Regions from separate parts of the Homo sapiens genome. Here region 1 is linked to region 2. Evidence: read pairs that join two places in POLR2A ChIA-PET (ENCODE). Cell type or tissue: Panc1. All regions are shown on one strand.

What was found. ChIA-PET counts read pairs that join two places held together with the same protein. Peaks named below come from ENCODE experiments on the same cell type or tissue, not always from the same donor. Only the 100,000 strongest peaks of a DNase experiment are listed, where the experiment ranks them.
Region 1: POLR2A ChIA-PET joins it to region 2 with 13 read pairs; 2 of 35 experiments call an interaction of 5 or more read pairs at or near these places.

What each region holds. Positions count from the first base shown.
Region 1 is chr9:129,347,323-129,355,322 of GRCh38, reverse strand. LINC01503 (long intergenic non-protein coding RNA 1503) reads right to left here. Exons shown (of 4, transcript NR_120686.1): 4 at 7,846-8,000. Among named protein-coding and RNA genes, the nearest start is that of LINC01503, 14 kb to the right of the region's middle. RefSeq lists enhancers at 1,422-2,221, 2,222-3,023. In Panc1, no CTCF peak of the experiment used is centred here; no DNase peak of the experiment used is centred here; H3K4me3 peaks cover 888 bases; H3K27ac peaks cover 4,872 bases.
Region 2 is chr9:129,528,381-129,536,380 of GRCh38, reverse strand. No RefSeq gene overlaps it. Among named protein-coding and RNA genes, the nearest start is that of LINC00963, 44 kb to the right of the region's middle. In Panc1, no CTCF peak of the experiment used is centred here; no DNase peak of the experiment used is centred here.

The DNA.
Region 1 (8,000 bases), 180 kb after region 2:
TACAGCAGGTGCGGAGTAGATGGCAGCCAATATTAGCTGCTCTATGCCTCCAGCAGCACATGGCCTGGTGCAGGCAGTGGGTCGTTTGCACTTCAGCTCCCCCAGGACCCAGTGCGCATCCCCCCGAGAGTGGGGGGGTCTCCTGTAGCTTCCCGCTCGCTGCACCTAAGCACAGCATTTGTGACATTGCTGGTGCTCAAGAGAAGTTCGGTGGAAAATAAAACATTCAGAGAATTCTGAACTGTTCCACTTGGAAGCCTTCTCAGAAATTAAAGAACTGAGCCACTGTATTTATGTATTTATTTTGAGACGGAGTTTCACTCTTGTTGCCCAGACTGGAGTGCAATGGCACGATCTCGTCTCACCACAACCCCTGCCTCCCATGTTCAAGCGATTCTCCTGAGTAGCTGGGATTACAGGTGCCCACCACATGCCCGGCTAATTTTTGTATTTTTAGTAAAGACGGGTTTTCTCCATGTTGGTCAGGCTGGTCTCGAACTCCCGACCTCAGGTGGTCTACCCGCCTTGGCCTCCCAAAGTGCTGAGATTACAGGCATGAGCCACTTACCTGGCCAGCCTCTTTATTTTTACTGAGGCCCAGAGAGGTAAAGGGCCTTACCTAAGGTCACACAGCTAGTTCTGGAGCAGAATCCCTGGCCTCAACTCCCTTCCTGGTGCCTGGTCTGACATGGGGCTCCCTGAGTCTCGGGGCCTGGTCCTCACTGACCCCTCTAGTCTTTTCTATGCCTTCCCTTCCCCTAGAGCTGCCTGAGATGCTCCACAGCCTGATCTCTGGGTCTGCTCTGAGACCCTCGTTACCAACAGTGCAGCTGGACCGAGGGGCCTCCCCTGCGTCTCTATTCTTTCCTTTCTCCCCAGTACATGCGGTCAGCCAGGGATGTGGACTGGACACCATAGTGTGCCACACAGAGACGCAAGCCACCCTGCCACCCAGAAGGCCTTGTGGAAGCCCCAGACCAGCAGCAGGGAAAAGCTGGCAGGATGTTGCCAAGTACCCACACTGCCAGTGCAGAAGTGGGGGACAGCCTGACCCATAGAGCCCCAGAGAGTTTGGCTCAAACCCCACCCTTCTTCTCACTAGCTGGGGGACCTTGGGTGTGTTACCTATACTCCCAGCCTCACCTTCCCCATCTGTAAAATGGGAGTAAGAACACGTCCACCAGGGGCAGGTAAGACACGGAGAGCCCGGGCACAGAGCCCAGCATGGGAATGGGCAGAGGCCGCTGGGCGGACCCGACGGGACAGGGCTGCCCTGGGCATCTGAACCAACTCCCCTCCTTCAAGACCCGACAACCCCTCCCCACCACAACTTCCACTCTTTCTTCCTGTCAGTTCCTAGGCTGGTTCGGGTTCTGAACACACTTGGGGGCCCTGGGGCTCTAAGGAGGTGGGGCATAGAACCTAGAACCTTTGGGGAGGGCCACAAAGTTCTGAAAACATCCTTCCCGCAGAGGGCAGGGCAGGCCTTGGGATTGGGGCCCACAGGCCACAGACATGAAATGCCAGTCTATGAAAAGCACGTTTGTAGGCCGGGCACATTGGCTCATGCCTGCAATCCCAGCACTCTGGGAGGCCAAGGCAGTAGGATGGCTTGAGGCCAGGAGTTTGAGACCAGCCTGGGCAACATAGTGAGACCCCTGTCTCTACAAAAAAATAAAAAAGGATGAATTTGTTGTTTGTAGCACAGGGAAATGTGTGTGTGTGTGTGTGTGTGTGTGTGTGTGTGTGTGTGTGTGTGTGATGTGCTTGCCCAGCATAGGAGGCTGGGGACAGTGAGGGAGTAGCCCTGCAGCTGTCCCCAGCCTTGGGAGAGCTCCGCAGGCCGGGCTTGTTCCCTGCATGGGAGGCAGCCAAAGGATCTGGATTTGAGAGCAGGACTGCAGCAGGATTAGAGCTGGGAGCTTCAAACAGAACCGGCCTGGCAGCAGGCCTGGAGCCCGGGCTTAAAGGGGCTGCTGAAATTATAAATAGCCACCTTCCCTGTGACTCCCCAGTCCCTCCTGGAGAGGGCCCTCCCACCAGCCCCTTCATCAGCCTCCACTCCAGCCCCCAGCCCGCTTGGGAGGGAGGGAGGGACAGGGCTGGGAGAGGTGCTGGTTAGAAGGCTGAGCAGACCTGCGTGTTGGTTACAAACAACTGGCTTTGAGTTGCAGGAAGCATCTAGAGACCCTTCCAGCTGCTGACCCTGCAGACGCTGCCTGAGGCCTCCTCCTTCACTAACAAACAACCGCCCCACCCCAGCTCATGTGTCAGGCCTAGGGATGGCTTAAGAGGAGGGGCCGGCACGGGTCTAGCCAAGCAACCCTGCATCCATCTGGCCTCTCCCGGACTCAGTTCCCCACCCCAGGAGGGGAGAGGGACCGGGAGGAGCGATCAAAAGGGCATTTCGGGTTCTCCCACCTGAAGCCAGGACCTGTGCAGGTCGGGCACTGAGCTAGGTGCTGCCAAGGATGGGGACAGCGCAGGCCCCGCTCACAAAAAAAAAACGGCCTGGGCCAGCAGATGCAGCCGAGCTTGTGAAATGGCTGGTGCCCCTCCCCGCTCCATCCCTTCTGTGCCCACCGGCCACTTCCCCTCTCAGCAGCTCCCGTTTCCCATCCGTGAGGTGGAGGGGTGGACAGGGACTACCAGGCCACCAGGAAGGACTGTCAGCCCCGCAGGCAGGTGCTGCCACAGCCCCACTGCGCAGAGGGGACCCCGAGGCTCGGCGCTGTGCAGGGGCTTCCGGGCTTGGGGGCCACACGGCCAGGAAGAGGCCGAGCAGGGATTAGAACTCAGCTCTTTCCACACCCTGAGCGCTCAACCCCAGCCGCTCTGGGGGCCTGTGATTGATGGATTGACCCGCCGATTGATTAACTGATTGGCTGATTACCTGCCCGCCCCTCCTCCGGGCCGGCCTCCCAGGGAGCCCCCTCCCGCCCCCACGGCCCGGTCCACGTGCTTCGGAAGCCTCACCCAGGCGCCCCCAACCCGCGGCCAGGGCGAGGGGGCGGGGCAGGGGCGGGGCTCAACCCAATTCCCGCCCCGCCCCGCCGACCGGCTGTTGCCAGGGAAACGACCCCTCCCCCCATCCCCCGGGAGCCTACGGGGGCTCTTGCCGCCCCCGGACCCTCTGGCGGGAGCTGGGGTCCTCGGGTGTGAGAGACGGGGGGCGCGGGGCAAGTGGGAGGACGCAGATGGAGAGATGGGGGAGACAGCCAGAGAGACAGAAACCCACGGCGGGGGAGACTCAAAAATCGCCCCCGTCCCGCCACAAAGAGAGACAGAGACAGAGACGCACTAGGGGGAGAGACACAGGCGGGAGAGAGGAAGGAGAGGACCTGGGGGAGACAGAGACCGCCCGAGGGGGAAGGGACTGCAGAAGGAAGGCGGGGAGGGGAAGAGGGGCCAGAGTGGGAGCCGGAGAGGAGGGACCTGCGCCCCGAGGGCCCCAGAGAGAAAAGACCAGGGCCAGCAAGGGGGAGCCGGGAGGGGCGAACTTGTAAAAATAAATATTTATAAATTGAGAGTTTCCCAATTCTTTTTGCATTTCCGTAGTAAATTATGTATCTCCTATCTGCTTAGGGAGCCACCAAGGCGGGGGCGGGGGGGTTCTTTTCTGTGCTCCCCTCATCTTCCTCCCCATCCTCCTCCCCTAGCCCTTTCCTCACCCCCTCCACCCCACGCCCTCCCTAGCCTCCTCTTCCCCTCTCATCTCCCTCCCTAATCCTCTCCTCCTGCCCCTTCTCCCCTCCTACCCTCTTCTCCCCTTACCCCAGCCCCCTCTTCCCTTCCTCTTCCGCCCTCTTCTGCCCCCTCTTCCCCCTTCCTTTTCCTCCCCCTTCTCCATCCTCCTAATTCATCCTCTCCCATCCCCCTCCCCCCCTTTCCTCCTCCTGCTTCCCCTCTCCTCCCCCTCCCCAGGTTGGAGCTGGGCACAAGGCAGACAGGAGGGGCCGCCCTCACCCGGAGGTGCCCCCCACCCAGAGGTGACCGGCTCCCCACTCCCAGTACCTTCCCTGCCTTAAATAAGAATAATCACACGAGTCAGCGACTCTAGGATTTAAAAAACGCTGTTGTCGCTGGCAGTTTGGCACCCCCAACCGGGACCACGGAAATCTTCCTCCAGAGGACAGGGGATGCTGGGGTTGCGGGGAAGGCGGGGCTGAAGAGGGGCAGGAGAGGACTGCAGTCCTAGGAAGCCCTGGCCTGGAGGCTGAGGCCACCTCGGCTTCCTAGGGGGCCTGGACTAGCCCCTCAGCTGGCTGAGTCTCGGTTTCCCCCTCTGTGGGATGGGGCCGGGATTGGTTCCCTGCTCTCTAGGGCCAAACTTGCTCTGTTTGGGCATCTTTGCCAGAGTTTGGGAGGTTTCCAGGCCCCTCTGACAGTCCCCACAGCGCCTCAGACACAAAGGAGGAGCTGAGGAAGAAATATACGTATATACATATATATATATACAAGGATGCCGCGGGGGTTCCTAAAACTGGGGCGAGGAGCGGGGGAAAGCGTGCCCCTTCCCTAGTCATAGCCTGTCAGGTCAAGGGGCCACACCCACTAGCAGTCTGTGGCCTGCCTTCAAGGAGCCTCAGTTTCCTTATCTGCAAACTGGGCCCGGTGAGGCCTCCCTCGCCTTGACCAAGGACCAGGATCCTGGCCCCTGCAAACTGCCACGCCCTGTACATAGGATCGCTTGAGCCCAGGAGGTCGAGGCTACAGAGTGAGCTGAGATTGTGCCACTGCACACCAGCCTGGGTGACAGAGGGAGGCCCTGTCTCAAAAAAAAAAAAAGAAAAAAGAATGGCAAGCACCACTGATCAGGTACTGACTGGCACCAGGGGCAGTGCATGGGGCCTGACAGCTCCTCCTATCCTCCCCACACCGGGCTCCGAACCAGGGCCCTACGGTTGCCCCATACAGCAGAGGCTCAGAAGGAGGGCTTGTCCCAGGTCAAGTGGCCAGACACACTGAGCAGGGCTCTGGCCAGCTCTGCCCTGTGCCACACGGAGGGGCGTCTTCATGTCTTATGGGAAGGGGGAAAGGTGGGCCGCCTGGCTTAGCAACCTCAGGCCCTGCAGGACCCTCAGAAGCACCCGAGACGAGACGCGTCTTTCTTCTAAGCCAGAGCAGTGAGGAATGCATTGGAAAACGACTCCCCTTACCGCCCCCCCTCCCCGTTTATCTGCCGCCAGCACCTCTTGGGGCCAGGGGTTTTTCCAACTGTTCCATAGACCCTAGGGGGCATCTGGTGGGGAATGGAGAGGTCCAGGTGAGGTCTCACAGCCCCTACCCCTGCATCCTTCTGTATTGATCACTTGGGTCAGATTCATTTCAAGAAGAAAGAAGAACAAGATTGCAATGGGAAGGCGGGTGTGAAATATAGCTTGGACCCCACTGCTGTCAAGACTTAGGAGCCACTGGGATGAGAACTGTGGCTTCCTGAAGTCCCCCAACTTCTGTAACTCAGCTCTTCCCAGGCCACCACCGCCAGGGCAAGCAGACAGAGCAAAGCAGCGCTGCCAGGTGAGGAGGCCTGGGCATCGAGTTCTGTCTTTCATCCAAGCCCACCACGTGGGCACTACTGTGCCTCTAGGGTGGATGAGGAAACGGGGGCTCAGAGACCTTAAGTGACTTGCCCAAGGTCACACAGCCAGTCAGCATAAGACTCAACTAGGACACTCTCCAGTCCGTGTGATTCCAAAACCCAAGCTTCTGCACCACCCACCCTCCCCTGAAGAAGCCACAGGGTCACCCTGACAGTGTCACAGGCTCTTGCCCCCTTCCTGCTCTTGTTTCATGTCAAGCCGCCCCCAGGGTTTCTTCGGGCACCAGGAAGACTCACAAATGCTCAGGAACAGGTCTGAGGAACGACTAAGGGAGGCCACCGTGGTGCCACGCAGGGCAAAGCTGCCCCTGCCATGGAAACTGCCACACCCTCCACCACTCACCCCTGCCACCCCTCACTGGGAATAACAGCAACATCTGCCACTCCCCGGTGGATGATGTCCCAATTTGCCAGAGCCCTGTGCCTCCAAGAGGCCCCAGAGCAAGGTTGTGTGGGTTCCAGGTGCCCGTTGTCCTTACAGAAATGTCTACGCCTGCGTCCAGTTGGGTCCTAGAGCCGCCACCACCACACTGCCACCTGGGGTCATGCCTCCTCCCTAAGAAGCAAGGCCAGGCTCTTTCTTCCCTGCAGGCGAAGGTCCTCCCAGGAAGCCCCTGACATCCCAGGGGTCAACCAACCATCTATGTCACCAGAGAGGCACAGGCAAATGGGACCACCCAGGCCCAAGCTGGGGCCCTCTCTGCGCTTAGAAAAAGTCGATTGTTGCTGATGGTGGGTGGGGGTTAGAGATAGAACCACAAAGCAGACAGAGGCCAACTTGGCTTTGTGTGAACTCAATACACAAACTGGAGTGTCTGGAAGGTAGGGGAGTGGAACCTTGGGGAGTGAATGGAACTTTCTTTGAGAGTGGGGGAATCATTAGCACCTGCTTAGTGGGCACCAAGCCTTGCTCCCTGGAGCTGGAGCGGTGGCTTCCAACCTGGCAGTGCGGGAGGGGTGCTGGGAGGCTGTTTGTTTACGCTGTGGGAGGGGAGGGGATGGAGATTTTCAGGCCCTCAGATCCACTCCAGTGACTTACACACCCCACCTTCAGCAAGAAACAGAGAGGTTTTCATTGTCATTAGAGGGGATGGGGCGAAATGTGTACACTCTGCAGAAGGACGTCCACCTAGACATTAACCAGAGTCATCTCCAGGTGAAGCGTGTTGATGACTTTTACCTTCTTTCTTGTAGTTTCCAGTGTTGCTTCAACTCATCAGTTTATGGTACAATAAGGGTGTATTTTTTCAGAAACAACAGTGACATTGCCCAACCAAGAAATAATTTTTTTTTCTCGAGCCGGAGTCTCACTCTGTTGCCCAGGCTGGAGCACAGTGGTGTGATCTCAGCTCACTGCAACCTCCGCCTCCCGGGTTCAAGCAATTCTCTGTCTCAGCCTCCCGAGTAGCTGGGATTACAGGTGCCCGCCACCACGCCAGGCTAATTTTTGTATTTTTAGTAGAGACAGGGTTTCACCATCTTGGCCAGGCTGGTCTTGAACTCCTGACCTCATGATCCACCCTCCTCAGCCTCCCAAAGTGTTGGGATTACAGGCGTAAGCCACCGTGCCCAGCCAAAAATTGTAAAATCAAGACAAAAAGTGTATAAATACCAAGATGCTCTTGCAGAAAGATGAGGCAGATCTTTCTCTGCACGAAAGAAAAACGTGCAGACGGGTGATTGCACAACCAGAGCAGCCAAGAGCTAGACCCAATGGAGTCTCCAGCAGCAGCAATGAGTTTCAGAAACTTGTGGAGAGCAAGCTCTGGGGGAACACAAGTGCCTCTGGGAGACGCCAGTCAAGAAGGGATCCCTGAGGATCACAGCAGGGGGCTGGGATCTCGGAACCCAAGAGGACCCAGGCCTGGCTGGGAAGTGGGGGTCACATGCTGTTTGCTGGGCAGCCGGGGGCCAATGACTCACCCTCCCAAGAGCACGGTGCTGTCTCTATACTGGGGATGGCACAGCTACCAGTGTTAGTACTGGGATCATAGAGTTCAGATGGGCAGGGCAGCTTCTCCCCAGTGTCCCATCTGAAAATCCCCTGGGATGGAGAACTCGCCCCGGTCCCTGGGACTCCAGCTCGGGTTCCATCAACAGTTCTTCTTAAAAGCTCGTGGCCGGGAGGCAGCACTTGTCTCCTGGAAAGCCATCAGGTTGCTAAATGCACCCACCCTTTGACCAAGCGATTCCACTTTTAGGAAGTTATACCACGGACGCATTCACACGGCAACAAGGGGAAATGCTGAAAGAAACTCATTGCATCGTGTTTTTAATAACAGAGCTTTGGAAATGCCTTAAACACCCATCCGGGGGACTGATGATGAACACGAAGAGTGCACAGTGCAAGAGTATTCGGCTGGTAAAAATACCTGCCTGAGGCCGGGTGCAGTGGCTC
Region 2 (8,000 bases):
CATAGAAACCAGAACCCTCTTCCCTGAAGCCAGCCACAATGCCTACAAATATGACCCTAACCCTCCTTCACCTTTCTGTGTAACAGCTGGCCAGAAAGACATTTTTCTGACCTACCTTGTTTGATTGTAGGTCATGGGACCCTCATTCCAGGGAACGTCCTGCCGCATACCTGGAAGGAAGGAACGTGCACAGAGAGGCCAAGAAAAGTCTAAACAGACTGGCCTTGCTGGGTTTCCATACTCAGCCTCTTACTATTAGATCACACCCTTTTGGTCCAATCATATTTCTATGCAGTTGTCTATACTTGATTGAACCTAAGTATAAAAGTGCACAGTTCACCCTGGGTCTTTGGGTCTTCATTCTGAAAGCTCCCATAATCAAGTAAAACTATTATGAAATATATTTATTATGTTCTTTTTTTTTTTTTAATGGAATCTCGCTCTGTTGCCCAGGCTGGAGTGCAGTGGGGCACAATCCCGGGTTCAAGTGATTCTCCTGCCTCAGCCTCCAGAGTAGCTGGTTCTACAGGTGCATGCCACCACACCAGGCTAAGTTTTGTATTTTTAGTAGAGACGGGGTTTCGCCCTGTTGACCAGGCTGGTTTTGAACACCTGACCTCAGGTAATCCACCCACCTCGGCCTCCCAAAGTGCTGGGATTACAGGCATTAGCCACTGCGCCCGGCTTTTTTTTTTTTTTTTTTTTTTGAGAAGGAGTCTCACTCTGTCACCAGGCTGGAATGCAGTGGTGCGACCTCTGCTCACTGCAACCTCCAACTCCCTGGTTCAAGCCATTCTCCTGCCTCAGCCTCCCAAGTAGCTGGGACTACAGGCATGTACCACCACGCCCAGCTGATTTTTGTATTTTTAGTAGAGACAGGGTTTCACCATGTTGGCCAGGATGTCTCGATCCCCTGACCTCTGATCTGCCCGCCTCGGCCTCCGAAAGTACTGGGATTACAGGTGTGAGCCACCGCGCCTGGCCCTCTGTTATGTTCTTCTCTTATTAATCTGGTTTTTTGTTTGTTTGTTTGTTTGTTTTTTTGAGACAGAGTCTCACTCTGTCACCTAGGCTGGAGTACAATGGTGAGATCTCGGCTCACTGCAATCTCTGCCTCCTGGGTTCGAGCTATTCTCCTGCCTCAGCCTCTGGAGTAGCTGGGATTACAGGCATGCACTACCACGTCTGGCTAATTTTTGTATTTTTGGTAGAGATGAAGTTTCGCCATGTTGGCCAGGCTGGTCTCAAACTCCTGACCTAAGGTGATCCCCCCACCTTGGCCTGTGTTTCACTGTGTTGTCCAGGCTGGTCTCGAACTCCTGGGCTCAAGGGATCTTCCCACCTCAGCCTCCCAAAGTGTTGGGTTTACAGGCGTGAGCCACCGTGCTCAGTCTTATGTTGGTTGATTTTTTAAACTCTTAAAATTATTGAATCACTCTTGCTTCCTGGAATAAATCCGGCTTGGTCATGCTATGATATTGATAGCACTTGATATTGTTTGTTTTTTAGAACTTAGCCATTTTAATAAGTGTAATAGCATCCCAATGTGGTTTTCATATAAATTTTCCTAGTGACTAGGGAATGACATTGAGTATCTTTTCATTCATTAATTTACCATTCATATATCTTCTTTGATAAGTATCTGTTCAAATCGTTTGCCCATTTAAAAAATTGTATTGTGGCCCGGTGCGGCGGCTCAGGCCTGTAATTCCAGCACTTTGGGAAGCCAAGGTGGGTGGATTGCTTGAGGTCAGGAGTTTGAGACCAGCCTGGCCAACATGGTGAAACCCCGTCTCTACTAATAATACAAAAATTAGCCAAGCGTGATGGCTCACGCCTGTAATCCCAGCTACTTGGGAGGCTGAGGCAGGAGAATTGCTTGAATCCAGGAGGTGGAGGTTGCAGTGAGCCAAGATTGTGCCATTGCACTCCAGCCTGACCCACAAGAATGAAACTGTGTCAAAAAAAAAAAACCATATTGTTTGTCTTTTTTTTTTTTTTGGAGACAGGGTCTTGCTCTGTCACCCAGGCTGGAGTGCAGTGCTGTGATCATGGCTCAGTAGTACAGCTTTGACCTCCCAGGCTTAAGTGATCCTCCCACCTCAGCCTCCCAAGTAGCTGAGACCACAGGTGTGCACCACCACACCTGGCTAATTTTTGTATTCTTTGTACAAGTGGGGTTTCACCATGTTGCCCAGGCTGGTCTCAAATACCTGGCTCAAGCGACCCATGAACCTTGGCTCCCTAAAGTGCTAGAATTATAGGCGTGAGCCACTGTGCCTGGCCTGTTTGTCTTTTTATTGTTAAGCTCCTAGAGTTCTTTATATAATCTGGATATAAATCTTTTGTTGGATATTTGGTTTGCAAATATTTTTTCCCAAACTGTGGCTTATTTTTCCATTCTTTTTTTTTTTTTTAGACAGATTCTCACTCTGTCACCCAGACTGGAGTGCAGTGGCACGATCTTGGCTCACTGCCACCTCCGCCTCCCGGGTTCAAGCGATTCTCCTGCCTCAGCCTCCCAAGTAGCTGGAATTACAGACATATGCCACCACGCCTGGCTAACTTTTGTATTTTTAGTAGAGACGGGGTTTCACCATGTTGGCCAGGCTGGTCTCAAATTCCTGACCTCAGGTGATCTGCCTGCCTCGGCTTCCCAAAGTGCTAGGATTATAGGCGTGAGCCACCGTGCCTGGCCTTATTTTTTCATTCTCTTAACAAAATTAATACAAGTAAATGTTTAAATTTTGAAGGAAATCTAGTTTATTATTTCTTTTATGGATCATGCATTGGTGTCATATCTAAGAACACTTTGCTTATCCCAAGGTTACAATTCCCCAATGTTTTTTTCTAAAAGCTCTATTGTTTTACATTTTATATTGAAGTGTATGATAAATTTTGAGTTAATTTTTGTATAACATGTGAGATAAGGGTTGACATTCTTTTTTTTTTTCCCACATGTGGCCATCCAGTTTTTCCAACCCCATTTCTGGAAAAAAAAAAAAAAAGTTATCCTTTCTCAATTAGATTGCCTTCGCATCTTTCTCAAAAGTCACTTGGCTGGCCGGATGCAGTGTCTCATGCCTGTAATCCCAACACTTTGGGAGGCTGATGCGGGCAGATCACCTGAGGTCAGGAGTCAAGACCAGCCTGGCCAATATGGCAAAAACCCATCTTAAAAAAAAAAAAAATACAGGTCGGGCGTGGTGGCTCACGCCTGTAATCCCAGCACTTTGGGAGGCCGAGGCAGGTGGATCACCTGAGGTCAGGAATCGAGACCAGCCTGGCCAATATGGCAAAAACCCATCTTTAAAAAAAAAATAAAAAAATTAGCCAGGCATGGTGGTGTGTGCCTGCCTGTAGTCCCAGCTACTTGGGAGGCTGAGGAACGAGAAGTGCTTGAACCTTGGAGGTTGCAGTGAGCTGAGATCACACCACTGCACTCCTACCTGAGTGACAGAGTGAGACTCTGTCTCCAAAATAAATAAATAAAAATCACTTGGCCACATTTGTGTGGTTCCATTTATGAATTCTCTGCTCCACTGACCTGTATGTCTGTCCCTTTACCATTCCCACACTGTCTGCTTACTGTAGCTTTATATTAATACTAAGTCTTGAAATCAGATGATGTCACTCTCCTAACTTTGTTCTTTTTAAAAACTCTTTTTGTTATTCCATTTCCTTTTCTTTTTCATATAAATTTTAGAATTAGCTTGTTGACTTCTACTAACAATTATCCTTAGATTTTCTTTGGGATTGGATTGAATCTGTAGATCAGCTTGACCACAGTTGACAGCTTCACAATATTGAGTCTTCTAATCCATGAACATGGTATATGTCTCCATTTATTTAGGTATTATTTCATTAATGTTCTGTAGCCTTCAGCATACAGATTTATACTCAAATATTTATTTTTTCAGCACTATCTCTTAGTTTTCATTTCTAGTCATTCATTGGGAGTGTATAGGAATATACTATTTATTTTTTATCTTTGTATATTGATTTACATCCTGTGACCTTGCTAAACTTTTTAGTTCTATGGGATTTTTAAACATATAAAGTCTTTTTTCTTTTTTTTTTTGAGATAGAGTCTCACTATATCACCCAGGTTGGAGTGCAGTGGCGTGCTGCTGGTTCACTGCAACCTCTGCCTTCCAGGTTCAAGTGATTCTCGTGTGTCAGCCTCCCAAGTAGCTGGGACTACAGGCATGTGTCACCACGCCTGACTAATTTTTGTATTTTTAGTAGAGATGGGGTTTTACCATGTTGGCCAGTCTGGTCTTGAACTCCTGACCTCAAGTGATCTGCCCTCCTCAGCCGCCCAAAGTGTTGAGATTACAGGCGTGAGCCACCTCATCCAGCCAACATATACAATCTTGTGTGTGAAGACAGGCAGATTTCTTTCTCTCTCTCTCTTTCTTTCTTTCTTTCTCTTTCTTTCTTTTTTTCTTCTTCTCTCTCTCTCTCTCTTTCTTTCTTTCTTCTTTCTTGGCTGTATGTCTTTTCTCCTTGCCTTACTGCATTGGCTAGGAATTCCTTTCTGGTGTTGACTAGCAGTAGTGACAGAAAACATCCTTGCCTTGTTCCTGATTTTAAGGGAGAAAGCATTCAGTCTTTCACTATTAAGTATGATCTGAACAATCCAACACCAAATCTCAAACCAAAGGTTGCTTTCTAGGGCCACTGTCTAGGGCTTGAGAATTGAAGTAAAAGTGAAGGGCTAGTAATGTGTTAGGGAGCGCAAGCACAGGAAAGCTAGAAGAGGGGGAAATAGGAAAAAAGGGAGAACTCATATGAAAGTACGTGATTGATCTGGCCACTGCTTGATGTTAATCACGATTGATTTCTTGATCTTGGGGAACCATCTGGCACATGCATGGACATTGAGTGGATCCCATAGCATTTGGAACACAAGCAAGCATGGAACAGCCCGTGGGGGCCGGAGGTGAGAATACTGTCGGGTTGTGCCTGCACGGAGCTGTGCCCATGCGGAACTGGTTGGGACAGAACAAGTGGCCAAGACCCTCATAAACTGATGGAGCTGAGAGGATTCAAGATGGCACATATGATTATATGGGAAACTTATCCAAATTTAAATCTTTCTCAACTGCTTTTCAATTTTCATTTGTATACGTGTATGCAGTTTAAAGCATCAAGTAGGTCCATAATGTTTATTATGAGAAACTACAGCCTCCTGTCCCCCATCCCTGAATTCCTCAGCTTTTTTGCTCTTAGATGCAAACTCTTTGAACTCTTGTAGCTGTTGCTTTTAAAATTTACCTCTGTATCACTAAATAACTGTGTGTGTGCGTGTGTGTGTGTGTGTTTAGTCTTAAGCATTGTGTATCAACTTTCCACAAAAGAAAAAAAATGTGCCAGGCGTGGTGGCTCACGCCTGTAATCCCAGCACTTTTGGAGGCTGAGGTGGGCAGATCACCTGAGGTCGGGAGTTCGAGACCAGCCTGAATAACATGGAGAAACCCCATCTCTACTAAAAATACAAAAATTGGCCAGGCATGGTGGTGCATGCCTATAATCCCAGCTACTCAGGAGGCTGAGGCAGGAGAATCGCTTGAACCCGGGAGGTGGAGGTTGTGGTGAGCCGAGATTGTGCCATTGCACTCCAGCCTGGGCAACAAGAGTGAAACCCCGTCTCAAAATAAATAAATAAATAAATAAATAAATAAACTGTCTGACTTTCACCAGCACCACTACTCCCTCTACCCTCACCCTACTTACTGTTTCATCATTCTTCCAACATACTTCAGTCATAATTTGGGCTAGCTCAATATTGAAAGTTTACAATATTGTGATTGTATAAATCCTCTTCATCTCCTGTGCTAAGTAAAACACTGCAGTTATTTTTTTTCTTCCACAGTCTTTTGTTTTCCTTGTAATAATATTGCCTTATTTTTATTTATTTGACTTCTTGGTTTTCTTTTTTCTTTTTTTTTTGAGACAGAGCCTCACTCTGTCACCCAGGCTGGAGTACAGTGGCGCCATCTTGGCTCACTGCAAGCTCCGCCTCCCGGGTTCCCGCCATTCTCCTGCCTCAGCCTCCCGAGTAGCTGGGACTACAGGTGCCCGCCACCACGCCTGGCTAATTTTTTTGTTGTATTTTTAGTAGAGACGGGGTTTCACCGTGTTAGCCAGGATGGTCTGGATCTCCTGACCTCGTGATCCGCCTGCCTTGGCCTCCCAAAATGCTCGGATTACAGGCGTGAGCCACCGCGCCCGGCCGACTTCTTAGTTTTCTATCTCACTTCATCCCAAACCCTTATTCAGCAGCACAAACTGCTGCTTGGTACATCCAAGCACATCAGTTAATCTTTCAGTTGCATCTTCTTGGAAACATTTTTTTGCAGATCCTTCTGGTTTGTTTCAATCTCTCTGGCAGCTTTCTAGGCCTGCTGAGATCTCCCTTCACCACCATCTTGGGAGTTCTCACTGTCTCTCTTCTGCCTTTGTTTCCCACTTTCCCCTCTTTCTTGGTTTATTCCCTTGTTTTGGTGGAGCTTGTCCTCTAGTAAATTCTCTAGAAAGCATGCACAGGAGCTGAACTTTTTCTGTGTTCATTTCTGAAAACGTCTTTATTCTGTTCTCACAACTGATTGATAATGTGGTTGGATATAGAATTCTATATTTTGAAATATTTTTTCCTTGGGATTTTGAAGGCATTTGCTCCACTGTGGTTTGGTTTCAGGAGGGCCATTTGAAAAGTCTGATGTCATTCTGATTCTTTGTGCTTTGTTTATAACCTGTTTTTTCCTGTTGAAATCTTGTATGACTTTTCATTTGTTCCCAGTGATCTGAAATTTTACGTTAGTGTATTTTTTTAAAATAGTACATTAGGCCGGGTGCAGTGGCTCAAGCCTGTAATCTCAACTACTTGGGAGGCTGAGGTGGGAGGATCACTTGAACCCAGGAGGCAGAGTTTGCAGTGAGCCAAGATCATCCCACTGCACTCCAGCCTGGGCAACAGAGTGAGACTCCGTCTCAAAAAAAAAAAAAAAAGGTTCATTAATGTGTTTTAGTGGGCAAATATCTTCATCCATTTTGTTAGATACTTGTTACACATTTTCAATCTGGAAACTCATATCTTTTTGTTTTGTTTTGTTTTGAGACACTGTCTTGCTCTGTTGCCCAGGCTGGAGTGCAGTGGCACGATCAGGCTCACTGCAGCCTTGACCTCCTAGGCTCAAGTGAACTTCCCATCTCAGCCTCCCAAGTAGCTGGGACCCCAGGCACCTGCCACCATGGCTGGCTAATTTTTAAATATTTTTTGTAGAGATGGGTCTCACTATGTTACCCACTGTGGTCTCCAACTCCTGGGCTCAAGCAATCCTCCCTCCTCGGCCTCACAGAGGGCTGGGATTACAGGCATGAGCCACTGGGCCCAGTCCCACATTTAATTTAAAGAAGTCGGCCAGGCACAGTGGCTCACGTATGTAATTCCAGCACTTTGGGAGGCGGAGGCGGAGGCAGGTGGATCACTTGAGGTCAGGAGTTCGAGACCAGCCCGACCAACATGGTGAAACCCCATCTCTACTAAAAACACAAAAATTATCCGGGGGTTGTGATAATTTTTGTGTAAAAATTAGCCTGGGAGACAGAGCAAGACTCTGTCTCAACAACAACAACAACAAAAATACACATAAAATAAAATTTTAAAAACTAAAGAAATTTACTTTAGTAACTTGGTTGATGATCCCTCTCCCTTTTATTTTCTATATTCTTTCTGAGACTCCTCATACTTGGGTGTTAGATCCTCCCAGAATAATTCTGTAACTTTCATGTCTTTAATCTCCTATGCTTTGTCCTTTTGCTCTGCCATCTCAGTTATTTCCTCATCTTTATCCTTATCTTCTAACCCTTCCACTAAGCTTTTAATTTGTGCTATCCAAATGATATGAGATATTTTTTGTTCTCAGAATGTTCCTTTTTTTTTTTTTTGAGACACAGTCTTGCTTTGTCACCCAAGCTGGAGTACAGTGGCACGA